7 separate regions of the Mus musculus genome follow, and all the other regions are linked to region 4. A link is a loop called in an ENCODE intact Hi-C map of the cell type or tissue named here. Cell type or tissue: left cerebral cortex. All regions are shown on one strand. Region 1 overlaps Rgs20 (regulator of G-protein signaling 20). Region 2 holds the start of Tcea1 (transcription elongation factor A (SII) 1). Region 3 holds the start of Lypla1 (lysophospholipase 1). Region 4 holds the start of Rgs20 (regulator of G-protein signaling 20). Region 5 overlaps Rgs20 (regulator of G-protein signaling 20). Region 6 has its middle 12 kb from the start of Atp6v1h. Region 7 holds the start of Atp6v1h (ATPase, H+ transporting, lysosomal V1 subunit H).

Region 1 (4,000 bases), 100 kb before region 4:
CACCTCTTTAGGAGAGAGAATAGAAATATAGTCCTCATAGATTATCCTTGCTTTCTCCTCAATAGTGCTTTTATTAGCTTCCCTTTTCAGTTCTTCACAGGCCATCCAGAAGAGCATGTTTTCTTCACTGAATTCTGTTCGAAGAAATTCCCGGAATGCATTTCTTCCGGCTGGAGTGACCATCAGGTTATCAAAAGACTGGGCCCAGGCACAGACTTCTTCCAGAGTAGGCGTGGGGCTGAGCAGTTGTCAAACGAAAAGGAAGAAAGCAAAGATGTTACTAGTGGTGATCCAGCTTTTGTCACATAGCTTTCCATCTCTGATATAAAACACTCAAACATTTGGCTCTTTGGGAAGGGAGAGCACCGTTTTTACTTCCTTGAGCCTTTGTCAAAACACAAGATAGATGCCTGCAAATGGCTTTGCTGCTAATGGCTCTGCTGCTGTTAAAGGCATGAGGCACCACAGTCACCACACTGACTTTTTGACCAACCTTATGGCCATACTTTGTTTACATCTGGGCACATCTGACAATACCTTTTTTTTTTTTTTCCTGAGGCAGGGTTTCTCTGTGTTGCCCTGACTGTCCTGGAACTCACTCTGTAGACCAGGCTGGCCTCGAATTCAGAAATCTGCCTGCTTCTGCCTCCCAAGTGCTGGGATTAAAGGCATGTGCCACCACTGCCCGGGTCATGACAATATCTTTAAACTACAGAAATGAAAAATCCTTTAACCACTTGACAAAAACTTCTCAATTATTCTTGACAGAGCTAAGTCACACTTCACACAGGTCTACCAGAATATGTAATGTCCACTAGATATTCCTCAAGGTTCATGTAATATTTGCAAGAGAGAAAATAATATACATGATATAAATCCAAGTCATGAGGGATGGTGACGAAATGATCAGCTAGGAATGTGTCCTTGGCTAGAACATCATTCATGAAGGGATGTTACTCATCCTGAGACAAGACTTGACCTTGGGCTTACTGTCTTTGATTTTGTTTTAACTGTGCTGAGATCAGAAAAAGCCTAAACAATAGTGATCCTAATATTTTGTCTTTTCACAGTTCCATATGTGTATGTTTCCCTGAAGAATATATTATGTGGCTTTAAAGGTTTTTTTTTTTTGCTTTTTATTTTTTTGTTTTTTATAAAATGACCAATCCATTGTCTTCTGTGACTTGCTTTTTCCTCCTCATTAAGTCTCTGAGATTTACCTGCTCTGTGAGTAGGACTCCAGTCTCACTCTCTGCTTTTGTACAGATTTTGGTATCGCTGGTAACGGGAGCCTCTTTAGATATCATATAGACGAGGAACAATATACTTTTGAACTGCTTTGTGGAAGTGGTCTGTAAAATCTCACAGGTACAATGTTGATTCTGAATACAATGTTATCTGGTTGAATTGTGTCACCTAAAAGCAGTCTAAACACCAAGAGTATAACCTTATTTAGAAATAGTTCTTTGGGCTGGAGAGATGGCTTAGTGTTCAAGAGCACTGACTTCTCTTCCAGAAGACCTGGGTTTGATTCCCAGTATCTACATGGTGGTTTATAACCATCCATAACTCCACTTCAAGAGGATCCAACACCCTCTCTGGCCTGCTGGAGCACCAGGCACTCATGTGGTGCACAAACATGCAGGCAAAACATCTATCTGTTTATCTAAAAATAAATTATTAAAAATAAAAAAAAAAGAAATGGGTTGACGACACTCTGGATCTTGGATTTTTGGTCTTGGAACTGTGATATAAAATTTTTCTGATGTTTTAGGGTACCCATGTTTTTAATGATAATTAATTTAGAAAGTTAGTGTAGGGGCTGGTGAGATGGCTCAGTGGGTAAGAGCACCCAACTGCTCTTCCGAAGGTCCGGAGTTCAAATCCCAGCAACCACATGGTAGCTCACAACCATCTTGTAACGAGATCTGACTCCCTCTTCTGGAGTGTCTGAAGACAGCTACAGTGTACTTACATATAATAAATGAATAAAAAGAAAGAAAGAAAGAAAGAAAGAAAGAAAGAAAGAAAGAAAGAAAGAAAGAAAGAAAGAAAGTTAGTGTAGAACAGAGGGTCGTGGCAGACTCTGGTCAGACTGTCTGAGTTAAGAGTGAGGAACATTATTTCTCCAGTGCCATAGTAGTCCTGACAAAGCACAAGTTACAATCTAAAAAGGGGACTCTTCTAGGTGAGCAGAGCTTGCCAAGGCTTTGCTCCTTCCCTCTTGCCTGTTGCTCCTGGCAAGAGGATAGTCAGCAGAAGGCAGCACTGAGCCTCACAGTTTGGAGGCTGTGGACCAAGTACTTAATCCCTCTTAAATACTGAGAAGCAATGTTGTTGTGTTTTATAAAACAGCTTTGAAATGTGGCAGGAGGGAACACCTCAGCGGGGGCCTTGCCAAGGTATTCCCCTCAACAATCAAGCCATGTGACAGGCCTAGTACAAAAGGAAGTTTACTGGGGGAAGGGCACCAGGAAGCAGAGCAGGGAACTGGAAAAGGGTAGAGGCAAAGGAAGGGGCACAGAGGACAGAAAGAGAGAAGAGAGAGAGAGAGAAAGAGGGGAAGACGCTTGCTAGGGGCGTGTGGAGGAGGAGGAGAAGGAGGGAGAGGGAGAGGGAGGGAGGGAGAGAGAGAGAGAGAGAGAGAGAGAGAGAGAGAGAGAGAGAGAGAGAGAGAGAGAGAGAGCAAGAGAGAGATCTCATACCCGTGCAAGCCAGGCTCACAACTGGCTGTTGTTAGGTAACTGTTGGGTGGAGTGTAGAGAAACTGCTTACAAATGTAATGTTATGTTTACTAAAGAATTACAACAAATAGAGTCACATGTGGTGAATGCAACTAAGTATGAGAAACTAATATTTCAGCCTATAACATCAAGTGCATGTCAGTGCATTGTACCTGGTACCTGAGCAGATTGACAGCAAGTACAACCAAGTGTATGAATACCTAGTACCTGAGTAGATCTTCAGTCAGAGAAAAGACTATTATAAGCCTGGGGCTATGACTCCACAGAGAAGCACCTGCTTAGCCTTGTGAGCATCTGCACCAAGAAGCAGGTATTTTATCACTTTCTGTTTATTAATTGGATGTGACTTAGAACAAAGCCAGGCCAAACTACACTGGACATGAGAGCCCTGTTACAAGTGTCTTGCTTCCCTTGATTGGCTTAGCTACAAAAACTATTATTAACCCTGCTTTACACATACACAAAATGAAGATAGAATGTGGCCATTATTAATCAAAGGCTGAAGGTTGAGATATAGCCTTTTGCACCTTGTCCGTGGCACAGAATACAGTGCCCTGGGATCTGTGAGACACCTGCTACTTCTGAGAAAGTCATATACTATGGAAAGTGGGCAGGGGGTGTTGCTGTATCTCCCAGACTTTGAAAACCTGGGCAAATACACATAAGGGAAAGATGGAAGGAAATTTACATAACCTGAATGGGCTATTACTCTATCTGCAAAACTAAACCAGTTAACATATAAAACTATTTGAACAAACCTATTTGGATATTTGTTAATGTGTATAGTTATAAAGGTATAATATCAAGAACAGGAATAAAGGAGCTAGAGAGATAACTCCTCACTTAGTAGCACTGGCTGCATTTGCACACTAGAGATTGATTCCAAGCACACACGTGGTGGCTCACAACTTTCTGTAATTCCAGTATCAGAGAACCCAACATCCCTTTTTAGTATCCACAGGCATCAGGCATGCACATAGTGTACATACATACATACAAGCAAAACACTCATATTGAAAGGAAATAAAACTGTGATTCATGTAATGTATGTCAAATAGCCCAAAGAGTTGTTTCTGAGCTTTGAAACCTGGGGCTGAGAACATAGCAGAACAGACCAGGGCATGCCCGGGCAGGCCCATCACCTCCCTATCTCCCACCCCTCTGACCTAAGTTAAATGTTACAGGCTGCTGATGTTTAAATGGACCAATCATGTGAAACCGCGCCAATTCCTCCCCAAGCCCCACTCCTTTTCTAT
Region 2 (4,000 bases), 160 kb before region 4:
TTGGAAGGGATGGCTGGATATGTGGGTGAGGTCTAGTGATCCTCCAGGCCTACCTCTATGAACTTCAACAGTCAACAAGCTCTATGATGAACTTCCCAAGCAGGCACAACTGAGCTCAGAGTAATAACAGCTCTTCCGCTCTATGTTCCTGATGATAAATGATGGAAAGCTTGGAAACTGTCAGGGGTCATAATGTACAGCACGTGTGGTTCTGTAAACACCTCGTACTTGAAATCAGTTAAACTGGATATGGTGGTGCTCGCCTGCAATCCTAGCAGGATTTTATGGATAACTTGGGCTTCATAGATAACTAAGGCAAGCATAGGCTACAAAAGACCCTGTCTAAAAACAAAAAGCTAAAATGGTAAACTTTGTTTCTCTTACAACACTTAAAACTTAACTTGAGGCTGGGGAGATGGCTAAGTGGACAGGAGTACTTGTTTTCCAAGCATGAGTGCCTGGGGTTCTGAGATGGAATTCCCAGCACCTGCAGAAAAAAGCTGGGCATAGATGTGCATTCCTGCAACCACAATGCTTGGGAGTCTAAGAGAGGCCGATTGGGGAATTTGCTGGCCAGTCAGCCTAGCTGACTTCAAACTTCTAATTCAGGGAGAGACCCTGTCTCAAGGCAGTGGAGACCAGATAGATATCTTGAACCATAAAGGGCTTTATCTTAGTATAGAGAGAATCTTAAGTGGTAAATTTTGGTTAATGGTAATTAACTTTGAAATGCTGTTATGCATAGTGTGAATTGGTAGTAAATGGTTTAACTGGACACAGACCCACTTTCTCATCTGCAAATGAGAAAATGTTGTCCCCTCTTTTTTTTTTTTTTTTTTTTTTTTTTCCGGTTTTTCGAGACAGGGTTTCTCTGTGTAGCTCTGGCTGTCCTGGAACTCACTTTGTAGACCAGACTGGCCTCGAACTCAGAAATCCGCCTGCCTCTGCCTCCCAAGTGCTGAGATCAAAGGCGTGGGGCACCACTGCCTGGTGATTGTCTCCTCTTTATTACCTCACAAGGAAATTGAAGGAAAAGGACAAAGAAAATAAATGAAAAGCATGAGTTATGGGTGAAAAATGGTACTGAACCATTTACTTTCAATAGAAACTGATTAGTCAAAGTGGAATTCACTGTTACCCTGGGGAGCTATACTTTATTTGATCTTAAGTTTAAAGTGTGAAAATGCACATTAGTTATATGCCACGGCCTTCTATCATGCTTGGTGACAAATGTTTAATTTGACACGACATGTGTTTTAGTTAACTTTTTTCATTGGAAAGAAGATATTTTGAGTCTTAAAAGTCTGTAATGTTCATTGGCTCCTGATTTATTAACTTTCAACACATGGAACAAAGTAAAAACAATCCCAGACACTATACATGTCATTTTTTTACCGTGGCTTTTTTTAAGTCACAATTCTCAAGGCCGTCGTCTTTTTAGTCGGTTTTCATCAGCAGGCTAGATGGTTTGAATATCTGAGTCCAAGAGTGAGCCTCAGTGCTCATGCGCTTTAAGCCCTCGGCAATGCCTGTCCTGCGTCCCAGAGAACGCTCTGCCGGAGGGGTTTCGATGGAACTCGTAGCAACCTACCGCCTACTGCCTGATCCCTCTGGCGTGAAAGCCGGACTCCGTCCAACTCCAGCTCGCCAGCAACGCGAGTCCGGATAGGGCCGGAAGTTCCAGACTGCTGGGGGCGGGAATAGATTAAAAGAACAGCGCACGCCTGAGCGAGCCACTTCTACTTTCCAGTCTCCTGCGATCGATTCGTAGTGCCTGTGTGGCGCGCGCGGTGCTTGACTGGCACGGCCTAGGGGGCGGAGCGCTTATCCCTGCCGCCGCGGGCCGGGTCTGTGAGGAAGGCCTAGGCCAGCGGCTTCGCGGCTTGTCCAACGTCCGCGCAGCTTCTCTCGCTTCCCGTCCGCTGTGGCCGGGCGAGGGGAGGCCTTCCGGAGCCATGGAGGACGAGGTGGTTCGCATTGCCAAGAAGATGGACAAAATGGTGCAGAAAAAGAATGCGGTAAGCGGGCGGGCCCGGGGCAGGCCGCGGCCGAGTCCGCGACACCGGCCCACGCGGAGTCAGTCAGGGCCGGGCCGGGCCGGGCCGCGCCGCGCGCCCTCCGGGCTTTCAGGTCCGTGCTGCCCACGGCCGCAGTGAGCCCAGGACTGAAGCCCTCGACGCTGGGCTGAGAGAATGTACGGTGGCCGCCGCCGGTTACCCCAGAGCGGCTTCGCTGGGTGCCGCGGTCAGTTGCAGACGGGCCGTAAAGTGTGTTTATCCCAGCTCTGCCTTACACCCACTTGGTAATCACAAACAGAAAATACGCCGCCCCTTGGCAAGTCGGCCTGCGTGCGATGTGCCGGGCAGCCGGCTGCTGCTGCTCCGCGGGTATGGTGCTGAGGCTGCAGCGGGACGGATGACATCCTCTGTTCCTTGATTGGTCTGTGTGGATGTGTCCCTCGGTGTGTACCACTTTCCATCCCTTTGCTTCCACACTTGACCTCTCCAGCCAGCTTCACTTGAATCTCTTCTTCCAGACGCAGCAGGTTTGCATTATCAAAACACCAGAGACTTTTGCCATTTGTGAAGTAAAAGCCGTGCAGAGATGCTAAACGTTTGTGCAGTGAGTGCTTTAGAGTTACGCGCCTCTGCAGAATTCTTTTTATGAGTCAAGAAACTGAGTCAGAGCTAAAGTGCTGTCGCTTAAATACTGTGTAGTTTTGCTTGAGCTAGGAGCTCGCTGACTTTCCACTCGCTGCCAGCTTAGGATTTAGTGTTAATACCAAATAATGTAAGACTTTCAGACGCCCCCGGTTCCTCTTTCTTAAACAGGTGTGTTGACCCGCATTTAATTTCATGCCCCGTTAATCCGTATGTACGATTTTGGTCCTTTCAAATATTTCCTGTTTGTTTTCTGTTCCAGATATTAGCCTGTGTTGTTTTTCTTTCTTACTGATTGAGCTATTTCATTACTTGATGCAGGTGATGAGTTCTGGTTATATGATAGGTTAAACATTTTTTTTTTTTTTAAATTGGGAAACCTCTCTCTGGCTGAAGGTTCCCAGATTGCCACAGAGGAAACTCGCAAGAAGAAAAAAGTCATTAACTTCGTAACTTATTTTCCCAAATACATCAAGACAGACTTCAAGTCATTCTCAAATCTGATTTCTGGTAGTGCAAAACCATAACTAAGATGAAAATTTGTCTTGAAAAAGAAGACAAAGCTGTTTTTTTTTTTAATTGCTTTTTCTTTCATTTTCCAGTCCTGAAATTCAAACAGGCTGATGAAATGCAAAGAAAGATCAAAATGATACTCAATAAATTCTTGGGCCAGGCATTGGTGCTGCACGCCTTTAATCCCAGCATTTGGGAGGCAGAGGTAGGCGGATTTCTGAGTTCGAGGCCAGCCTGGTCTACAGAGTGAGTTCCAGGACAGCCAGGACTATACAGAGTCTCAAAAAAAAAAAAAAAAAAAAAAAAAAAAAAACCGCCCAACCAAACAAACAAAAAAATCTAAAATTTAAAAACCTGTGTGTGGGTGTGTGTGTGTACACAACTAGGTCAGAGGACAACTTGAGGATTTCTTTGTGTTGCCCTTGCTCTCCTGGAACTTGCTCTGTATATTAGGCTAGCCTCAAACTCAAATCCTTCTTCCTCTGCTTCCTGAGTGCTGGCATTATTGGCCTAGCACTGAACTCACTTGTTAAGCCTTTACCTATTGAACCATTTCTTGGACTCCCCTCCTCCCCCAAACACTCTCTCTCTCTCTCTTTTTGAGACTGCATGTCATAATGTCCTGCTTAACTAGGACCTTACTCTGTAGACCAGGCTGGCCTTAAACTCCCAGAGATCTGGCTCCTGAGTGCTGAGATTAAAGTCTTCAGGCCACTGCCATGCCCACCCCCAATCCCTATTTTTTCTTTTTTTTGTTTTTGTTTTAAATATGGCATCTTGCTATGTAGCCCAGTCTGACCTGGAACTCTTGTGATTCTCCTTACGTA
Region 3 (4,000 bases), 210 kb before region 4:
CAAATCAAAGGTCAATATGAACTGTTCTGTCTAAAATGGCTTGAGTTGGCGCTGACCACTGGGCAGCACTTCTTGCACCTGTGTATGAGCTTGTGTGTGTGTGTGTTTCTTATAAGCTGACAGAGAAAGATATTCGTAGTCATAGCGTCAGCCTCTAAAATCTGAGCTACAGCCCTGATCGATCAGTCTTAGGGTGTACATTCAATAATCCACCCCTGACTGACTGAGATTGGTGTTTGTGTAGTTTGTGGAAGACTCTTGGACTCTCAACAGTTTTCTATGGGTATACTGACCTAGTATGGGCTATACTGATGAATTTTCTTGTTGGTCACTTTACTCTTCTTTCTTTCTTTCTTTCTTTCTTTCTTTCTTTTCTTTTCTTTTTCTTTTCTTTTTTTTTTTTTTTTTGGCTTTTTGGTTTTTCGAGGCAGGGTTTCTCTGTGTAGCTCTGGCTGTCCTGGAACTCACTCTGTAGACCAGGCTGGCCTGGAACTCAGAAATCCACCTGCCTCTGCTGGAATTAAAAGCGTGCGCCACCACCACTGGGCTTACTTTTTCTTTTGTACAATCACATGATCTGAATAATTAACTATTTTTTTTCTAAATTTTATATTTACTTCATTCCCTTACCCAGGGAAGAAAGAAACCATTCAGAACAGAAGAAACAAGCTCATTGGAGGATGTAAAACTCCAGAAAAATTGCAGGAACTGGAGATTTTGAGATAGGAAAAGACACAGATGACAGGCACCCCAACTTGATGTATTCTTGTCCTCTCTAGTGAGATAATGGTAGCTCCTGGAATTCTACATATTTCATCATAGAGAAACTTACTTAACAGTGACTTGGATCATTTTATGTTCATAATGAGAGCTAAAGACAGTTGTGTTTTCTTTTAAAGTCACAAAGAAAAGACCTAACAGTTTGACTTAAATATAGTGGCATTGCTGGGTGTGGTGGCAAACACACTCAGGAGGTAGAGTTAGGAGTTTGAGGCCTGCCTGGTCTGCAATGTGAGTTCCAGGACAACCAAGGCTACACAGAGAAACCATGTATCGAAAAAGCAAAAAATATATAGAGGCATAAGCCTTGTGAATCACATTACTACCATTTTGGGGGAGGGTTATCAATTTAACATTTTTGAGAATGTTTAAACTTTTCAATATTTAAGGGCAAGACTGATTTAAAACCGTTTTGAATAAGACTCCAAAATCTCTCAGGACCTAGATTTTCCTGTGTAATTTAATTAAGTCTTTTAGTCTTTAAGTCTTAGTTCACAAACTCCTTTCCAGTCAAAACTGTATATTTGGTTTCCTCACTGAATTGCAGACTTCTGAAGGTCATGACATTTTGACCTTAAATGTTTGCCATGAACCGTTCCCCAGTTATACATACTATATATGCAATAAATTCAGCGCTGTGCAGAAGGGTGGCGATTTTGCCCCGTGTTCAAAACGGCTATATTTCAATGAATACCTGTCCTTTAGTTAATAACGTTGACCTGCCTGGGGAAGTGAAATCGGGAGTCACGCGTCAAGCGCGCAGGGGACCACAGCAAGAGCTCGCCCCGCCTAGCCGCGGTCCCAGCAGCGGTCCCTGCTACCTGCCGCTGGTCCAGGCACTGCGGGCGTGGATGGACAGCGAGAGGTTAGCAGCGGCCCGCACTGCTCCAGCGCGGTGCGGGAAGGCTCACTATGACGCGCACGCGCGGCCGAATCGGGGCGCGAGCTCGGGGCCGAACGCGAGGAACAGTGCAGGGCGGCGCGGGGGCGCGCACGCGCCTGAGCGCGCGCCCGGAGGGGCGGGCTGGGACTTTCGGCTGCCGGGAGCCCGAGTTCCCTTCCGCTTCCGACGCACTGTCCGCCAGCCGGTGGATGTGCGGCAACAACATGTCCGCTCCGATGCCCGCCGTTGTGCCGGCCGCCCGGAAGGCCACCGCCGCGGTGAGTGGCGGCGCCCGGGCCTGGGGCACCAGCGAGACCCAGGCCGCCGCGCGTGGATGCGTCCGCGCCGCCCCGCGGGCTCTCCGGGGTCGGGCGGGGAATCGGAGCCGGCGGGGCGCCGCCTGCCTGCCTAGCACTCTCACCCCCACCCCTGAAGCAAATTCCGAGGTCCAGTGCTGAAACAGCCGACCTGCAGCGGGAGTGTCTGTCCTGCCGCAGGAGCTCAGATTAACTTTTGCTCCCGGAAACTTTTGTGATGAAAAAAATTCGACTTTCGTGACTTGACTTTAGAGACAGCTGTCTTTTATCCGACTGTGTGAGACCTCTGAGTGCTAAAACGAAGGGGTATAGAAATTAAATAGCTTGTGGAATAGTGTTCTGTTGTAAGTTTTTAGGTCCTTCATTGGGTTTTATAACTTAACAAAATCTGTAACAGTCCAGTGTGTGCTTATTTTGTCTTATTCTCTTTTAGGTTATTTTCCTTCACGGATTGGGAGATACAGGGTAGGTGCCATTGTTAGTACCTAAGGAGATGGGGTCGTGCAGCTACTTACTGGTCAAAGGGTTGTATGCTGAAGAAGGCTGACATTGTAGGAACAAGTATTTTCTCAAGGAGATCAGCTTTTCTGCTTACAAACACCCACAATTTCCCCCTTATCTTGAGTTTCTCGTCTTTGAGATTGTCTCTGGAACATGTTAAAATTGTTAACTGCTCTTTGGATGTGAATTGGATACCAGAGGAGTGGAATGTTTGCAAAGGCAGTGTGCAGTTTTGGAGCAGGTTGAGAAAGACCGGTTGATTCTGTTGAGAGAAATAGCAATAACATGAAGCATAAGTCCCAGATCAGAGTGCAGATGATCCCTTAAAAGAGAAAAATCAAAGAAGGTGGGGCCACAGCTCAAAGATTAATTTGGTGGCTTATCAAACCCATTTTGCTTTTGTGGTTCTGGAGAAGAAACTTGAGGTCAGTGTGTGCCGTGTGGACACTTCACCAGTCCCTGACCGGACTATGCAGCACTAACTTTAGCTTAGGATTTTCTGTTATTAATCCTTGGGTTGCCTTCTGTTTAATTGAGTGATTATCTGGCTGAAACTTGTGTTGTATAAGATTGTCAAACTTTTACAATGAAACTGGGGAGATGGTTTAATGGTTCAGGGCATAGGCTGCACTTAACCAGCCTGCGGGTTCAGTTCCAAGCACCCACTTAGTGGCTTCCAGCTCGCTGTAACTCCAGTCTCAACAGATCTGACCCCTTTTCTGGGCTCCACAGGAGTCGCATATATGTGGTGTATAGGCATACATGCAGGCAAAGCATTTGTACACATAAAATAAATATAAAGGTTAAATTTTTAGAACTTGATTTTATTTTTTTTTTTGTTTGTTTGTTTGTTTGTTTTTTTTTTTTTTTTGGTTTTTCGAGACAGGGTTTCTCTGTGTAGCCCTGGCTGTCCTGGAACTCACTTTGTAGACCAGGCTGGCCTCGAACTCAGAAATCCGCCTGCCTCTGCCTCCCGAGTGCTGGGATTAAAGGCGTGCGCCATCACGCCTGGCAGAACTTGATTTTAAAAAAGTAAATTTTTATAAAATAGCCAAGACATTAAGTGATTTTTTTCAGTGAGTTATTAACGCCCGTTGCTAAATACTCAGGAGGTTGAGACAGGCAGTTTTCTTGACCCCCTAGAGTTTGAGACTGATGGGGCAACAGTGAGATCTTGCTTATGAATGAATGAATGAATGGAGACATTGGACTAGACTAATTGTCCCTTTCAGGTACTAACCATATCTCACTCACTTTCCTAACTTTGGAGATTATGCCAGGTAATATGGTATTAGGTGATGGCTAGGTTTTGTTTTGTTTTGTTTTTAACTACATTTGTTTTGTGTGTGTGTGTGTGTGTGTGTGTGTGTGTGTGTGTGTGGACACTTTAGAGGAGTTCGTTTTCTCCTCCCATCACATGGGTCCCCGGGGATTGAATTCATTGAATTCAGGTTTAATTGAGTGATTATCTGGCTGAAACTTGTGTTATATAAGACTGTCAAACTTTTACAATGAAACT
Region 4 (4,000 bases):
ATTCAAGTAAGATATACAGTAAGATTTTAAGAACTGGAATGTGACATCCCTAGCTAAGTTCCTTTATTCAAATAGGCAAGATTTTCTATTTAACTTGCCAGTCCATAAAATTTGAAAGAATAAAAATCACCTGTGTGATTTTAAAAAGCTTTCCTAGAAGGCCTTCTCATGGGAATGACCTTCAGGCAAGCAGGAAAGAGATTTTTAAAATGTAAGAGAAGCTTGAAAATGATTTCTAATATAAAATTTCTCAAAGGTATTAGTAGAATATGCAACTGAATGCACCCCCTCATGGGACCTTAATTCTCTGCTAGTCCTAACACCTTTGTGGTCATGTCTTTATAATGCCAAGTACCATGGCAACGAAACCTTGTGTTTCTCAGTGTTGAAGCTAACACATACTGTATATTTCATCCTTCTATGCATATCCTAGCCTCACGGCTGTGAAAGGGATCACAGATTCTCAGTGTAGTTTGTCAGAGCTATGAGGAAAGAGCCAGAATTCTAGTCTTCCTTCAGCCGCTCACTAGTTGAAATCCTAAACTCTCTGAATGTTTCCTCATTTGTAAAATGAAGAAGGTCGAAGAAGTAATCATAATCATCCTATATTTTATATGATAGATAGCTTTTGGGGTGAATTGTTTAGTATTCTTCAAAATGTTTCTTAAATAAAAGATCAAATACCTCACTTCAGTATTTATATTGGCTATTTTATAAATGCCATGATTTAATGTGTAATTCTTTAAATGTATATTTGGTCAACAAAAGGAACTCTTTTCCTGATTGTCTGAGACAAGGTCTCATGTAGCCTAGCCTGGCTCTGAATTTGCTATGTGAGGGAGAATGGCTTGAGCTTCCGATCCTCTTGTGTGTTGGGATTACCTTCATGGACACAACAGAAGTTTACACAGCGCTGGGGCTGGAACCTGGGGCTTTGTGCATTTAGACAAGTGCTCTATCAACTGAAATATATATCTAGCCCCCATAAACCCAACTCTTTAAAGCACTTAATCATTACTATTGGGATCTTGTTTGTTTGCTTGGTTGTTTTTGTGTGTGGTGTATTGGAGGGGTGGTGAAGACATGGTTCACAAGGAGGTCAGAGGACAGGTTTGTGCAGTCAGTTCTTTCCTTCCACATTTACATGTGCTTTTGGGTGCCTGGATTTAAATTTAGGTCCTCAGGCTTGCACACTAAGTGCTTTACCTGTTGTAACATCTCACCAAATCCAACTCTTTTTAAAGAGAAAAGTTCTCTTCAAATTATGTTAGATGCTTATATGCAAATATCTCTTATTTATCCACAAAGGGTCCAGGGATAGAGAAATGAATTGTATTTAAATTTAGGAATTGAGAGAAAACATTTACTGCTTCATGCTTTTGATACCAAAACCCTTTTTAGTGTGTAAACATATTGTTTATAGCATATGAAAACAGGCATCATGCTATTGATCTTTATATTCCTTTTTTTTTTTTGAGAAAGAATGACAATATGTAGCTCACTTGATCTCAAGTTCTATATTTTCCTTCCCTAGCCTTGGGAGAGCTGGGGCTAGTGATGCATCCATACTTATATGTTCATAATGTCTTTAGATTTTGAACTCCACTAGGCCCATGTTGCATCAATATAATAACAGTAGGAACAGATTTTTTATTTACAAATTTTATATCTATGCATGAGTGCCTGCATATATGTGGGAACACTACAAGTATGCCAAGTGCCTGCTGAAGCAAGAAGAGGAGACTGGATCCCCTAGAACTAAGGCTACAGGTTGTTGAGAGTACATTCGTTTAACCCATGAGCCGTCTGTCTGTTCAACGATTTGACTAGTTTTTACATAGCACGAGCCCAGAAATTGTGCTGTATTAACCTGCAGTGGCGAGTGGGCGCCAAGGCCATTCAGCCAGCTATCTGGCTGTGAAGTCTTGGAAACCCACAAGAGGGTGGCCTAGAACACAGTCTCTGGAGAGGATTTCCTTTCCAGCACTCTCAGGACAGAAACCCTCCTGCACCACCACTTTCTTCACGCTGTGGCTCTGTTCTCCACCTGAGGGCGCAGAGGCAGCAGTTGCTATGGCCAGAACCCCCTTGCCCGCTTTAGCCCCACGTCCATCAGCAGTTGTGTGAGTGTGGCTAGCTAGCTCTTCTTGCCCAGGTTTTGCTTGCTGCTTATGGACTCGAGGAAGATCCTGACCCAGCCCAGCCCCAGAGAGCCCACCTCTCCCGCGCTCCACCTTCACACCTTCAGACCTGCGCGGTCGCAGCGCCTGTACCCTCCCCAACGCCCACCTTCGGTCGCCCACTCCCTAAGTGTGGAAATCCTTCAGCGCATTGAAACGTCTCCCCAAACACCCACCCCACCCCCGCGTGTGCCGCTTCCGAGGCCTCTCCCTTACCCACTCCCCTGAAGCAGTAGGTGGGGTTAGCCACAGATCTCCGAAAGAGCACACCCTTGTCCCAGGGAGCTGTCTCCCTTTAGGCTCCTTGCCAGCCCAGTTTCCCCAAGTCTGAGGGCACCATCATACAAAGACCCGACTCCCCATCGCTCACCTCCGCGCAGCCTCTCTGCTTCCTACCCGAACCTTCAGTCGCTGCAGCCTCGGCACGTCCTCGGGTTCCAACCTCCCGAGCCCCCCGAGTGTGGGAAATCTAGCTCCCAGGCCCGATAAGGACAATCCCCACCCTCTCTCCCTTAAGTGACTGTTCGGTCTACTCAGTTGTCTGGTGTTGCTGCCCGCAGCGCTCCGGGCGCGGTCTGAGCGCCTACTTGAAGCTCAGCTCCGCCAGCCGGCCTGTGATGCGCTTCTCTGAAAGGGAGGTAGTGCGTTCCGGGAGTGTCACCTCCTCAACCTGCGCTCAAATTGCCCGCCCCGGGTCCTCAGACCGAGGCGCATCCTTCCCCCAACTGAGAGAGAGCCGAGACTCTTCCACTCGCTTGGGCTCTCCCAAATGCTTGGCATGTCTGATGTGCACTTTAGACCTTAATGGCATTTTTCGTCCCTCGCTGAGTCTCAGAGTCCGGACCACCTGCTTGGTGGGTCTGATAATAACCGATCACAATGGTTCGGAGCCTTCCCTCAGACAATGAGATGTTCCGAACTCACAACCCACTCGCCTCAACTGACTAACCCTAAGGGCGATGACCAGCCAGGGATTGCACCACCGGGCAAGGAGAGACTGGCGTCCCAGGTTCCTCGAGCTCCTTCTACTGCCAGGTCCAGGGCTTCGGGGGGGGGGGGGGGCAGGGAGTCAGAGAGGAAGACGAGGAGGACGCCAGGTACTTACCAGGCCAGGGTCCGCTGGGCTAGCCGAAGGGGAAGCTCTGGCCCTCGGGCCTCCGTTGGCCGTGCGCATGCGTCCAGAGTGTGCCTTAGTTTTCTTACACTAGTCAGAGCGGTTCCTACTCCGCCCGCGCTGGCTCTCTGCCACCCGCCCTTTCCTGCGTTTCTGGGTCTAAGCTCCGGAGCTCTTCTCTCTTCCTCCTCCTTTCCCTTCTCTGACTCCTCTCCGCCCCGGCGCTCGCTCGCTTTCCTGGGGCAGGGCAATCCCCTGGCTCGCCTCCTTCTGGCGGCAGCACGCAGCACTCGGAGGCTGGGGGTACTCCCTAGTCCCAAATCGGGCGAGCGGAGCCCCGGTCCTGGCTCCTCTCTTATAATCGCAACGAAATAATGGGTGCGGCGGGAGCGAGCTTTGAGGGTGCCTGTAAGGCCCTTTCTCTTTATCCCCTGGCCTTAGCTTGCGGGGGACGCCGTGGGGTGGGGGCGATCCAGAGTTTGTGAATGAGTACTGGGGCCTTGTGAATGAAGAGATGCTTGGGGGTACGGGGAAAGGTCGCGAGAGGAGCTGGTGCTTTGTACCCCGGGTCTCGCGCCTGTGAACTGCCCGCCCCTGCTGGACAATCCCCACTGAACCCTTTGACCTCAGCGCCACTAACATCCGCCCCCAACTCTCTTTGTATAGCCTTTCTAAGAGATCTGTTCTCCCACTCTAAACAGTGGTC
Region 5 (4,000 bases), 95 kb before region 4:
TCTAGCCCCAGAGAATTTTTTTTTTCATTATGGCTATTGTTTTTATTTTAAGAAAATAACTCTTTTCTATTGTAGGAGCCAAAGGGGCAAGAACACCACAAGAAACCCCACAAAATCAACTAATCTGGGCCAATAGGAGCTCACAGAATCTGAACCTACAGTCAGGAGCCTGTGAAAGAAAATTAAAATTCAAGGTCCATGACTCATGCGGCTTGCTAGTTAGGAGGGCTTTTTGGGCCTAGAGCAAAGAACAAAGGCTGTTGCTGTCAAGTCATTCCAGGAACTGACTAGCCATAAAAGATAGGGAAGACATACCAGGACATCCGGACTGGCCACGCGCCTCCCTATCTCCTGCCCTTCTGACATGGGTTAAATGTTAACTAGATGCTCTGCTGTTACCTCCATCTGCACGTACAATTTGCTGATGTTTAAACTGTCCAATTGTGTGAAGCTGCGCCAATTCTTCCCCTACCCCCACTCTTTTCCTATATAAACCCCTAACTTTTGAGCCTCGTGGTTGACACCTCTGTCTTCTGCGTGAGATATGTGTCGGCCTGGAGGTCTGTCATTAAACTACCTTGTGTGTTTGCATCAAGACGGTCTCTCGTGATTCTTTGGGTGTGCACTATCTCGTGACTCGGGTGGGGGTATCCCCACGGAGGTCTTTCACCTGCATGGGGCGGACCTAGGCCCTCTGCACATATGTTATGGCTGTGTAGCATGGCCTTCTTGTAGGACTCAGTGAAGCAGGGGCTGTCTCTGACTCTTTTGCTTGCTTTTGGGACTCTTGTCCTCTTGCTGGGTCATCTTATTTAGTGTGATATGCCATGATTGTTTGATATCCATGGGAGGGCTGCCCTTTTCTGAATGGAAATGGAGGTGAGGGCCAGAGAGGACTAGAAGGAAAGGAGGGAAAGAGCTGCAGTTTGGATATAATATGAGGGAGGGAGGGAGGGAGGGAGGGAGGGAGGGAGGGAGGGGGAGAGAGAGAGAGAGAGAGAGAGAGAGAGAGAGAGAGAGAGAGAGAGAGAGAATCCTTTTCAGTATCAAAGTGTTGCATTTTCTTCTCGGCCTTTAAACCACTTGGAATTTATCTTGAGTCTTAAGTTATTTGGTTTCCAAGCTGAGGACTTGAGAGGCTGGAGACTTGGCTCAGTGGTTCAGAGCACAGCTGCTCTTCCAGTGGACTTGGGTTTAATTGCCAGCAACCACACAGCAGGTCACACCTGTCTGTAGCTCCAATTCCAGAGATCTGGAACCTTCAGACATACATGCAGGCAAAACACCAATGCTCATAAAATAAAAAATAAATAAATAAGATGAGGACTTGATATGTTGCCCAAGGCTAGCCTCCATCTCTTGAATTCAGGGGCTCAGTCAAACCTCCTGCCTCAGCCTTCCAAGTAGCTGGGATAATAATTTTATACACCCTGTCTAGCCTTTCTTTTCATTTCAAGGTAGATTTGTATATAATACACATATAATGAATATACATATATATCTTCTATATTTGGATACCAGTGGGTGAAGGCTCTTATTCTGGAACCTTAGTTTGATCCCTGGAACCCATGTAACTGTGGAAGGAGAGAATCAACACCAGGGGTTTTTTTCTGACTTCTACACATGGGCTATGCCACACAAGCCCACATGCACACATCACATGTGAGCGACGCAACCTACATACAGTAAGGACCATGATAGACTTGAAATTTCTAAGTGATACCAAGTTTGGCTGGCACTAAGCCTAAGCTTACACTCAAGCCTGTGTGTCTCTCACATCCATCCTTCTGGATTTCTCTTTACTAAGCAAAGCGGACTATATGTTTTCAAAATTTCTGTCTCTATTTTAAGTACATAGTTTGTCATTTATCTTTATCAAAAACCAAAATTAGCAACGTGAAAGCAAAAGCTGTTAAAAATCTAGGCTTCAAAGCCCTTATTTCAAAGATCCATCTTTAATCCTCCACAACGACATTAGATAAAATAAGGCCTTTTTAGCCATCTATGCAGTGTTTCTACCCAAATGTTAACATATGCTCATAACTGTTTTACATGTTCTCTAGTTGTTAATCTATGCTAGCCTTGTGTGAAGTGTGGATAACTTTCTCAACAATTCGATGTAGCCATTTGCTACATGTATATGTACTGATGTCTTTTGCAGGCACCCAGTAGCTGTTTAAAGCATATTTTCAGGCCAAACATGGCACGTGCTTTTAATATGTGGGGAATAAAGACTTAGTGTGGGGGAATCTGTATCAGGAGTTCAATGTCCTCTTTGACCACAAACAAAAGTTCTGAGAGCAGCCTAGGCTTGCTGGATGTATCATAACAGGCTGCACTCAAAGGCCCTCCCAAGCAGCACCTGAGTCAAAGGCTGCCAAGTTTACCAAGAACAGGTGCAGCAGCAGCACCAACAGAAGCAGCAGGCGTTGGAGCCCCGGCCACCCTGCTGGCTTGGGGCAGGGCCCTGGGTCTCACTTCCGCCGCACATCTGCCGCATCCGCATTTCCGTCCGCTCAGATCCCTCAGGCTGCAAAAGAAAACGACTAGTTAGACCCGAATGTAGTGCTCTTGTGTCTTAAACCCAGGGTTTCGTCTGTTTGGCTCACAGAGAAGACACAGCGTGATAACACCCAGTCCATTTTTGCAAACTGGTGAAAAGTGCTTTGACTCTGATGATACTTTATTCACCAGAGTTAATGGAACAGGGTGTGAAGTTCCAGGAACAAAATGGAGAACAGGCTTGCCTTAGGTAGTTTACTAAGGGAGAAAATGAGTATACAAAGGTCACCGCTAAGTTATGACCACAGAAGCGTTTCCCAGCCTTCAGGATCTCTCTGGACTGAACCACAGCAGCGAAGTTACAAGGAACAGTACAACCACACTGCCCAGGAGTCTGAGCATAGAGATGGATGGATATAATCTATGCCAAAATGATCAGCCACAGCCACACTAAACAGGTCCCCTCAAGAACTCTCAGAGGAGGTGGTGGTATGTGGCTCAGGTCTACAGCCAGATCCAGGCATCCTATTAGCTTATTCTGCAGGTATGTGGTGTTTGATAAAAACTCTACCTTTCTTCCATCAGAGTAGCACTAAGAACACTGCTTACTATGTAGCAATTGCTTAGTATTTCCCAGGAAGCCAGACCTAGAGCCAGCCTGGGCCTGGATAGTCCTTCGAGAGACCGGTCCAAAGCCATCTAAAAGATTTATGACATTCAGCCTGGGCTTTCTTGTTGAAGATTAGAAGTGCAAGGGACATGTGGGCATGCAAGCAGCACAAAAAAGGAGAACTGTGCTTTTGATAACTATCATTCCATTCTTTTCTTTCTTTTTTTTTTTTTTTTTGGTTTTTTGAGACTGGGTTTCTCTGTGTAGCTCCTGGAACTCACTTTGTAGACCAGGCTGGCCTCGAACTCAGAAATCTGCCTGTCTTTGCCTCCCGAGTGCTGGGATTAAAGGCGTGTGCCACCACCACCCGGCCTATCATTCCATTCTTGATGGCACTAATTGAAAGCTAACGCACACACACACATACATACACACACACACACACCTTAAATAGGACTTTAGAATTAAGTACTAGATTTGTTTATTCCTTTGAGTGTGATATCCTATGTGCAATTGGATTCATTCATTCATTCATTCATAAATAAGGTCTTGCTATGTTGGTCAGGCTGGCCCTGAACTCATGTGCTTCTCCTGCTTAAGCCTTATTTATGAAGAATGGCATCTGGGTTTCTTTTAAATAGCTTAGCATGTAAGCTTTAGGATAGCAAAAGAGAACTAGCAAACAGCTTCCTGACCCTTTATGTTCACAACACCCAGATGCTGCTCCATAATACCTTAGGCTAGACTAAGCAGGTCAAGGTTCGCAGCCCGTGTAGCCTTCTGTGTCAGAGGAAGAGGCAGAGATATTTGCCAATTCTCTATCATGTTCTATGGGCACTACTGAGAGATGGCTTCCAGACAGAAAGATTCTCAAATGTCCCCGGGATA
Region 6 (4,000 bases), 53 kb after region 4:
CTACACAGTGAAACGCTGAGAACATCGGGAATGAGCAGCTAATCAGATACAGCTCTGTACTTAGTGGAAGACAGCGATTGGAGTGGCAGAGTGCATGATCTGCTCACAAACATCAGAAAATTAAAATTATTTCTACAGAAAAAGACTCACAATAAATGCATTTTCATTTTCTTTTAACCTTTCTTCTGCTTGTGCCAATTAGATGAAATAACATCAAAGGACAGGTCTAGAGAATTAAATGCAGAGTCTACCACATAATGATCATTATCAGGAGATGTGCTGTGGCTGAGGAACAACTGCAGTCCCCAGTGCTAGCTAACTTACTTGGGCAAGTTTTCTGGTTTTGCATCATTTATTTCTGAGTTTTGCCAATTACTTCTTTAACACAGACACAAGTCCATGCCTCTCCATACCAGTAACCTTTTAAGAGATGCTTCTATTAATAGATAAGAGGATTTGCTGTCTTACTCTGTACATTCTGAAAATAAATATACAACACTGAATAGGAGAAATGTCACTCTGGAAAGTAAAATTGACTAATGGCAGAAACTCACACTTGGGAAACTCACTTTAGGAAGCTATATATTTTAAAATAGCATCTCTTAGGTCTTTAATATTCATGTTCCTATAGAAGTTTATCATTATTTTATAGCAATATTTTTAGAAAGAAGTCTATATTTTCTTCCACAATTATTTAGCATAAAATATTTACATCAGAGAAAAACATTCAAGAATTAATAGCAATAGCTAAAGAAACTAAGTATGTAGGTTTTCTGCTTTTTAAAAACATATCACCTAAAACCAAACAGCCAGCACTATGGGAGTGTAGCTCAGTGACTAAGTGCCTGCTTAGCATGCCTGAAACCAAGACTCTAGTCTCAAGCACAAAAGCATAATAAATAAACAAACCACACAACCACTAAAAACAAAGCACACACTCAAAAAGCAATGGTGAAACACAGCTGTTTAGAATGGAGAAAACTGGATTCCAGGGAGTTTTCAAATTTTTAGGTTTCCTGTAAATTATTCCAAAAGTATTCTTAATAAATCATCAATAATCTACCATGATACAACTGGCTACTGCCTTAATATTCTTCACAGATTAATCCTTTCCCTGCCAAAGACAGTGGGTCTTGTGAAGATCATCTTACCTTGACACCAGTCACGGCTTGGGATCCCTCTTTATCTTCTGTGTCTTGGTCAATACTGGGATTATAATCTTTCTCTGCTCTGAAGAGGGGCAGCAACTGTGCCTGTGCAGCCTGCCTGGTAAGATGCTCTTCTAGGTACCCTTGGTTTTCTTGGGAAAGGCTGGGCATGCTTTCCTAACAAATGCCCCACAGGAATAGTGTCATCTGGTTTTACCAATACCTGTAGATCCTCTCTTTTCTTTGGCTCTCTAATGCTGGCCCATGTCTGAGTCTGCTGTGGACCTTCTTGCAAAGTTACTCAAAGCAAAGCCAAAGGCTGATCCCTTCTGTGGATCAGTAGTGGCTTATCCACCTATCTTAACGGTCTGTTCCAGCTAGATCTGCTTACTGAGTGAGTATGCCAAGACTGCCCTCTGAAGGTGAGTAAAGAAAGTTTCTTCTTTGTGAGTCACTCGGCTGTAGCCCTGTGTCTCAAGTTAGAACAAGCTTCAGGAATGACAAATGAATGTGTAGTGAAAGCCATATGAGGGGACCTTTGAGGCAGCTCCCCATCTGTTCATGGTACCCTTCTGATTTTGCCTCATGCCTTTGTGCCTTTATGAAATCGAACCCCCAGAGCTCCGTGAAACAATGCTGGAGTTGTGCCCACAGGGAGGGAAGCACTCAAGATTTAGACTAGGAAGCAAGTAGGCCTAAGTTGCTGACTGTGGATAACTCCTGGAGAACAGCAGGCAATGAACTGACTGTATTCTGCCTGTGTCCAAAGAATTTGGCCAAATTAGTTAGTCCTTGACTCCTGGCCATGTTATAGTATCAGCCACATGTAGGATGGGTCTTCCCATTTCAATTAACCCAATTTAGAATGTCTGTCTCAGACATACCAAGGGGTTCATCTATGTGATTCTAAATCATGTCAGACTAATAATGTCACCATTGTACTTTTCTTGTCTGCAACTCTAAGTAAGCTACTCATTTCTTTCCTCTCAAAACTGCATTTTTAAAAAAAGATTTATTTATTTATTATATGTAAGTACACTGTAGCTGTCTTCAGATACTCCAGAAGAGGGTATCAGATTTCATTACGGATGGTTGTGAGCCACCATGTTTGCTGGGATTTGAACTTGGGACCTCCGGAAGAGCAGTCGGCACTCTTAACCACTGAGCCATCCCGCCAGCCCCCACTGCATGTTTTTTATGTCCTGCTCTTCTTGTTTTCGGTTGTTGTGGACGTAAAGACATGCAGTGAACAGTAACCCAGCTTTTGCTCAAACATACAATATTATATATACATGCTTTTATGTGATAGTCATATAACAGGCAAGGCTTGAATTCAAACTGAGTTATGAAAGAAACTTCATGTGGGTGGCTCAGAGGAACATTTAGAAATATAAGAACATCTCTTCTAATCTCAGCCTATTTCATAGTCAACCCACAGGCCATAACTGCTAAGTTATTAATGGAAGTTGTAGGAAGAAAGGATTTCCATATTTGGTTTTTCAGGTGTTTGCTTCAAATCTCCATCCTCTCCTCAGACAGTTTTGACATCTCATGACTGAAGGGACCCTTTTACCATGTAGTGCTCCCCTCTGGACCCTGGGTTAGGCACAGACCACCCACAAATACCAGTCTCCAAGTACAAAAACAAATGCAAAGAGATCCTTTATTAAGCAAGGCAAAGAGTGGCCGAATCTGAATCTCACAGAAACAGCAGCAAATAACTTTACCGGTTTTGATTTGAAGAGGGAAAAGGGGAGGTCTGTGTTAGAATGAGTTAGGACATGTTGGTAAGTTCTTATGGGTTAGTCAAAATAATGAATTTTGATTCCTGGAGCTTGATATTTTGTTAGTTGGGTCTTGATGATCAGTTTTAGGAGTGAGCCACTGGTCAATTAAGGGAATGGGCACTGTGGGCTGCTTTAGGAATGTGATCTAATGGTTGAGCTAAGTGAGAAAGATAAAAGGCAAAACCTGTCATTGCTGTTTGCCATGCTCAGGCCGGTGTTTGCCATGCTCAGGCCGGTGTTTGCCATGCTCAGGCCGGTGTTTGCCATGCTCAGGCCGGTGTTTGCCATGCTCAGGCCGGTGTTTGCCATGCTCAGGCCGGTGTTTGCCATGCTCAGGCCGGTGTTTGCCATGCTCAGGCCGGTGTTTGCCATGCTCTGGCCGGTGTTTGCCATGCTCAGGCCGGTGTTTGCCATGCTCAGGCCGGTGTTTGCCATGCTCAGGCCGGTGTTTGCCATGCTCAGGCCGGTGTTTGCCATGCTCAGGCCGGTGTTTGCCATGCTCAGGCCGGTGTTTGTTTGCCATGCTCAGGCCGGTGTTTGCCATGCTCAGGCCGGTGTTTGCCATGCTTAGGCCGGTGTTTGTTTGCCATGCTCAGGCCGGTGTTTGCCATGCTCAGGCCGGTGTTTGCCATGCTCAGGCCGGTGTTTGCCATGCTCAGGCCGGTGTTTGCCATGCTCAGGCCGGTGTTTGCCATGCTCAGGCCGGTGTTTGCCATGCTCAGGCCGGTGTTTGCCATGCTCAGGCCGGTGTTTGCCATGCTCAGGCCGGTGTTTGCCATGCTCAGGCCGGTGTTTGCCATGCTCAGGCCGGTGTTTGCCATGCTCAGGCCGGTGTTTGCCATGCTCAGGCCGGTGTTTGTTTGCCATGCTCAGGCCGGTGTTTGCCATGCTCAGGCCGGTGTTTGCCATGCTCAGGCCGGTGTTTGTTTGCCATGCTCAGGCCGGTGTTTGCCATGCTCAGGCCGGTGTTTGCCATGCTCAGGCCGGTGTTTGCCATGCTCAGGCCGGTGTTTGCCATGCTCAGGCCGGTGTTTGCCATGCTCAGGCCGGTGTTTGCCATGCTCA
Region 7 (4,000 bases), 65 kb after region 4:
ATTTTCAACAATTGGTGCTGGCACAACTGGTTGTTATCATGTAGAAGAATGCGAATAGATCCATACTTATCTCCTTGTACTAAGGTCAAATCTAAATGGATCAAAGAACTTCACATAAAACCAGAGAGACTGAAACTTATAGAGGAGAAAGTGGGGAAAAGCCTTGAAGATATGGGCACAGGGGAAAAACAGAACAGCAATGGCTTGTGCTGTAAGATTGAGAATTGACAAATGGGACCTAATGAAACTCCAAAGTTTCTGCAAGGCAAAAGACACCGTCAATAAGACAAAGAGACCACCAACAGATTGGGAAAGGATCTTTACCTATCCTAAATCAGATAGGGGACTAATATCCAACATATATAAAGAACTTAAGAAGGTGGACTTCAGAAAATCAAATAACCCCATTAAAAAATGGGGCTCAGAGCTGAACAAAGAATTCTCACCTGAGGAATACCGAATGGCAGAGAAGCACCTGAAAAAATGTTCAACATCCTTAATCATCAGGGAAATGCAAATCAAAACAACCCTGAGATTCCACCTCACACCAGTCAGAATGGCTAAGATCAAAAATTCAGATGACAGCAGATGCTGTCGTGGATGTGGAGAAAGAGGAACACTCCTCCATTGTTGGTGGGATTGCAGGCTTGTACAACCACTCTGGAGATCAGTCTGGTGGTTCCTCAGAAAATTGGACATAGTACTACCGGAGGATCCAGCAATACCTCTCCTGGGCATATATCCAGAAGATGCCCCAACTGGTAAGAAGGACACATGCTCCACCATGTTCATAGCAGCCTTATTTATAATAGCCAGAAGCTGGAAAGAACCCAGATGCCCCTCAACAGAGGAATGGATACAGAAAATGTGGTACATCTACACAATGGAGCTAAAGGGATCTGCAACCCTATAGGTGGATCAACATTATGAACTAACCAATATCCCGGAGCTCTTGACTCTAGCTGCATATGTATCAAAAGATGGCCTAGTCGGCCATCACTGCAAAGAGAGGCCCATATAAAGGCAAACTTTATATGCCCCAGTACAGGGGAACGCCAGGGCCAAAAAGTGGGAGAGGGTGGGTAAGGGAGTGGGGGGGGGGAGGGTATGGGGGACTTTTGGGATAGCACTGGAAATGTAAATGAGGAAAATACCTAATAAAAATATTAAAAATTAAAAGATTGCCCAGCCAACTATAAAAGGGGCTGCTTGGGACCTCCTCTCTCTCTTAAGCTCTCACCTTTCTTACTCCTCTCTAGCCCTCCTTCTCTCCCTTCCCCCTCTCTCCACTTGGCTATGGCCGGCCCCTCTCTTTCTTTTATCTTCTCTTTTTCTCTTTATCTTCCTACAATAAAGCTCTAAATTCATAGACTGTCTCTGTTCATCATATAAGCCTAGAGAAAAATGAAGTTAGGTAAACAATGAATAACTTTTTCTGAGACATGTATTACTGGTGGGTCTACATATACTTATACCATGGGTCTATGATTCATTTCTCAGTCTGAGTCTTATGCTTAAAATCGGAGTATGAATGCCTGGCCCGCTGAGATGTTTAATTCAAACAAACCCAAACCACTCAAAGGTCATAAACCAAGCTTCTTCAAAGATTTTTGGCTTTTTGGCACCAGTGGCCTGCAGGGTGGCGAGCTCTGCCAGTTTGAAGTGACCAAGTTAAGTGGCCTGGGAAAGGCCATTTGGTGCGCGGTCCAGCAGTTTTGGGCGCTCTCGGCTTCCGCCCTCAGCTGCGGTCACGTGCGGCTGCTCACGTGCCAGACGCTGCTGTCACTTCGTAGCTGTTCCGGCTTCCTCTGAGTGAGGCTCGCAACGTCTCCCACGGAGTCGCCTTCGTTCTGCTCTGGGTCTCCCGTGGCCACTGAGACCTCGGAGCTCGACCGGCGCCTGCCCGCCCGTGCGGCCCTCACTCCCCGAGGCTATCCAGGTGAGGCCGCCTGGGGTCCCTCCCCGGCTCCGGAGAGCCGACTGGTTTCCCTGCCGGCCGCGCCAGGGTCTGCGGAGCCGCAGGGCCTTCCTCCCCTCGGAGGGAAGCAGAGAGCGCGGGGGTGGGCAGGCCTGGGCCGGGCCGGGCCGGGCCGGGAGAGCCGCGGGGGTCGGGCCGCCCGGGAAGGCTGCGCTGTGCCTTTGGTGCCAGCCTTGCCCGGATGGAGCCGGTTTTACCTGGGACCCGCAGTCTGCGCCGACCTTGCTTGTTCAGGCAGCGAGTTCCCACAAAGAGAAATCTAAGTTCCACACTGACTAAGCACTTCGGCAACGCGGAATAGAATTTGGGTATGATTTTATTTTTAAACCTCCTTTTGCTCGTAGGTAAGAACGTACGTTTTGGGAATGGTTTTTGCATCGTAGTAGAATGAGATGTAACTTATCTATTACGTTGAGGACTGGGAATTTTTTTTTTTTTTTTTAGTAGCACATTATTGTATATTTTTCTTGTCAGAATAGACTCCTATTGTTGGTTGGACATACGTTGTTTCAGAAATTTCTTTCAATATTGATTTTGGAAATGTTTGTCAATTTCTGTTTGAAAAGAAGGTCCTGGTATACCACACCTCTTAGTGTATTTTATTTTGAATCAGTAATTTTAAAGAAAGGAATTAATATAGTGTCTTTGCAAATCGAAGCATAATAGATGCCCATAAATACCATAATTGACCCTTTTTTAATTTTATTTTTTGTAGAAGAGATTAGAACGTGATTGAATAGATTTAAAGTAGTGGACTTCTGGGTTATTTTTAATGTATTCTAAGCACTGGGTATGATTGCACTAAGGTGGTCAAAGAGATTGGCTTAATATTCAGTTTAGTTCTGATTTTGCTGTCAGTCTCTTAAGTGGTCATTTTAAACGTCTCAGTGTTTATTGAGGCTAAGAATTAAAAACTCTTCCCTGGAAAAAGAACAAGTCAATAGAAAGCCTTTTATGGGGTGGTAGACAGAATTTGAAATACGGTAATGCTTTTCAGACCTAGGATATTTAATATTCAAGCTAAGTGAAATCAATATGGTTATATTAATACTTGTAGTTCAAAAAATTAAATGGCTGCTATCCTGTTTTTATCTTGAAGGTCTGTGGGAAACATTCAAAGTCATAAAGTTTAGATGACCAAGATGGACATTCGAGGTGCTGTGGATGCTGCTGTCCCAACTAACATCATTGCGGCCAAGGCTGCTGAAGTTCGTGCCAACAAAGTGAACTGGCAGTCTTATCTTCAGTGCGTACTGGTTTGTTGTGAGTCATGGATGTCATGTGCTTTTCCATCAGGCTTTTTCATGGTCATGCTTCTATGAGAGAAATACTGGAAAAATGCTAATAAATTAATTTTAACATTTCCTTCTCTCCATAGCTAGCTGTCTTAGGGAGTGTGACAGATATGGTAGGAACCACTTGGGAAAATAGAACAGTTCATAGCAGTTATTTTATTTTATACTGTGTGTATGACTGTTTTTGCCTGCATGTATGTATGTGTGGCACCTGAATGCGAGTGCCCTCAGAGCTGAGAAGAGGGTCTCAGATACCCTGGAACTGGAGTAACAGATGATTGTATACACCATGTGTGTTCTGCATGCCATGCCTTTGCAAATCAGAGAATAACCTATGGGAGGACTGGTTCTCTGGCACTGGGGATGAAAGTGAGGTTGTCAGGCTTGAGTGGCAGGTGCATTCACCCTCCCCCCACCCCCCCACCATTTCGTCAGCCCGCATTTATTCTTAGTAATATTTCATCATTTTATTTCATATGACTTTATTTTGGCATATTTATAACTGGGTTACTGAGGGTCAGATTTGAATATGCACATTGAAAAATCAGTTAAGAAATCTGTTGCTTATTTTTTGTCTTGCCTATACAAAGGTTATATAGAATAGCATTTCAAAAGGAACTCATAGTATCAAAACAGACCTTTATTGTTAGCTATGATGATAGGAAGATAGGCTTATGAGTGTACAAAAAAGGGTAGCTGATTCCACCATCAGAAGATCCTTCAATTG

The links. Peaks named below come from ENCODE experiments on the same cell type or tissue, not always from the same donor. Only the 100,000 strongest peaks of a DNase experiment are listed, where the experiment ranks them.
Region 1: a loop joins it to region 4, with 2.0 times the contacts of the local background. A loop is called at or near these places in 4 of 42 quality-filtered maps.
Region 2: it touches region 4 in a loop (9-fold over the local background); 4 of 42 quality-filtered maps call a loop at or near these places.
Region 3: it touches region 4 in a loop (6-fold over the local background); 2 of 42 quality-filtered maps call a loop at or near these places.
Region 5: a loop joins it to region 4, with 2.6 times the contacts of the local background. A loop is called at or near these places in 4 of 42 quality-filtered maps.
Region 6: it touches region 4 in a loop (5-fold over the local background); 6 of 42 quality-filtered maps call a loop at or near these places.
Region 7: it touches region 4 in a loop (2.8-fold over the local background); 6 of 42 quality-filtered maps call a loop at or near these places.

The regions. Positions count from the first base shown.
Region 1 is chr1:4,912,311-4,916,310 of GRCm38, forward strand. It overlaps Rgs20 (regulator of G-protein signaling 20), which reads right to left. Exons shown (of 5, transcript NM_021374.5): 4 at 4-238. Among named protein-coding and RNA genes, the nearest start is that of Gm16041, 57 kb to the right of the region's middle. In left cerebral cortex, a CTCF peak has its summit at 2,245 (motif pointing right); no DNase peak of the experiment used is centred here.
Region 2 is chr1:4,855,959-4,859,958 of GRCm38, forward strand. It overlaps Tcea1 (transcription elongation factor A (SII) 1), which reads left to right and starts at 1,736. Exons shown (of 10, transcript NM_011541.4): 1 at 1,736-2,018. The coding sequence starts at 1,956. In left cerebral cortex, no CTCF peak of the experiment used is centred here; DNase peaks (open chromatin) are centred at 1,713, 2,441 and 2,605; H3K4me3 peaks cover 2,259 bases; H3K27ac peaks cover 1,872 bases.
Region 3 is chr1:4,806,042-4,810,041 of GRCm38, forward strand. Lypla1 (lysophospholipase 1) reads left to right here and starts at 1,782. Exons shown (of 9, transcript NM_008866.3): 1 at 1,782-1,941; 2 at 2,414-2,445. The coding sequence starts at 1,873. In left cerebral cortex, no CTCF peak of the experiment used is centred here; a DNase peak (open chromatin) is centred at 1,748; H3K4me3 peaks cover 1,486 bases; H3K27ac peaks cover 1,179 bases.
Region 4 is chr1:5,016,026-5,020,025 of GRCm38, forward strand. It overlaps Rgs20 (regulator of G-protein signaling 20), which reads right to left and starts at 3,514. Exons shown (of 5, transcript NM_021374.5): 1 at 3,286-3,514. The coding sequence starts at 3,354. In left cerebral cortex, CTCF peaks have their summits at 2,035 (motif pointing right) and 3,575; DNase peaks (open chromatin) are centred at 2,027, 2,769 and 3,422; H3K4me3 peaks cover 2,304 bases; H3K27ac peaks cover 1,865 bases.
Region 5 is chr1:4,921,460-4,925,459 of GRCm38, forward strand. Rgs20 (regulator of G-protein signaling 20) reads right to left here. Exons shown (of 5, transcript NM_021374.5): 2 at 2,388-2,530. Among named protein-coding and RNA genes, the nearest start is that of Gm16041, 47 kb to the right of the region's middle. In left cerebral cortex, no CTCF peak of the experiment used is centred here; a DNase peak (open chromatin) is centred at 1,749.
Region 6 is chr1:5,068,859-5,072,858 of GRCm38, forward strand. It overlaps a transcript of Rgs20 not described here. Among named protein-coding and RNA genes, the nearest start is that of Atp6v1h, 12 kb to the right of the region's middle. In left cerebral cortex, a CTCF peak has its summit at 1,570 (motif pointing left); DNase peaks (open chromatin) are centred at 1,571 and 2,535.
Region 7 is chr1:5,081,340-5,085,339 of GRCm38, forward strand. Atp6v1h (ATPase, H+ transporting, lysosomal V1 subunit H) reads left to right here and starts at 1,747. Exons shown (of 14, transcript NM_133826.5): 1 at 1,747-1,939; 2 at 3,078-3,224. The coding sequence starts at 3,112. In left cerebral cortex, a CTCF peak has its summit at 1,971; a DNase peak (open chromatin) is centred at 1,770; H3K4me3 peaks cover 2,000 bases; H3K27ac peaks cover 1,047 bases.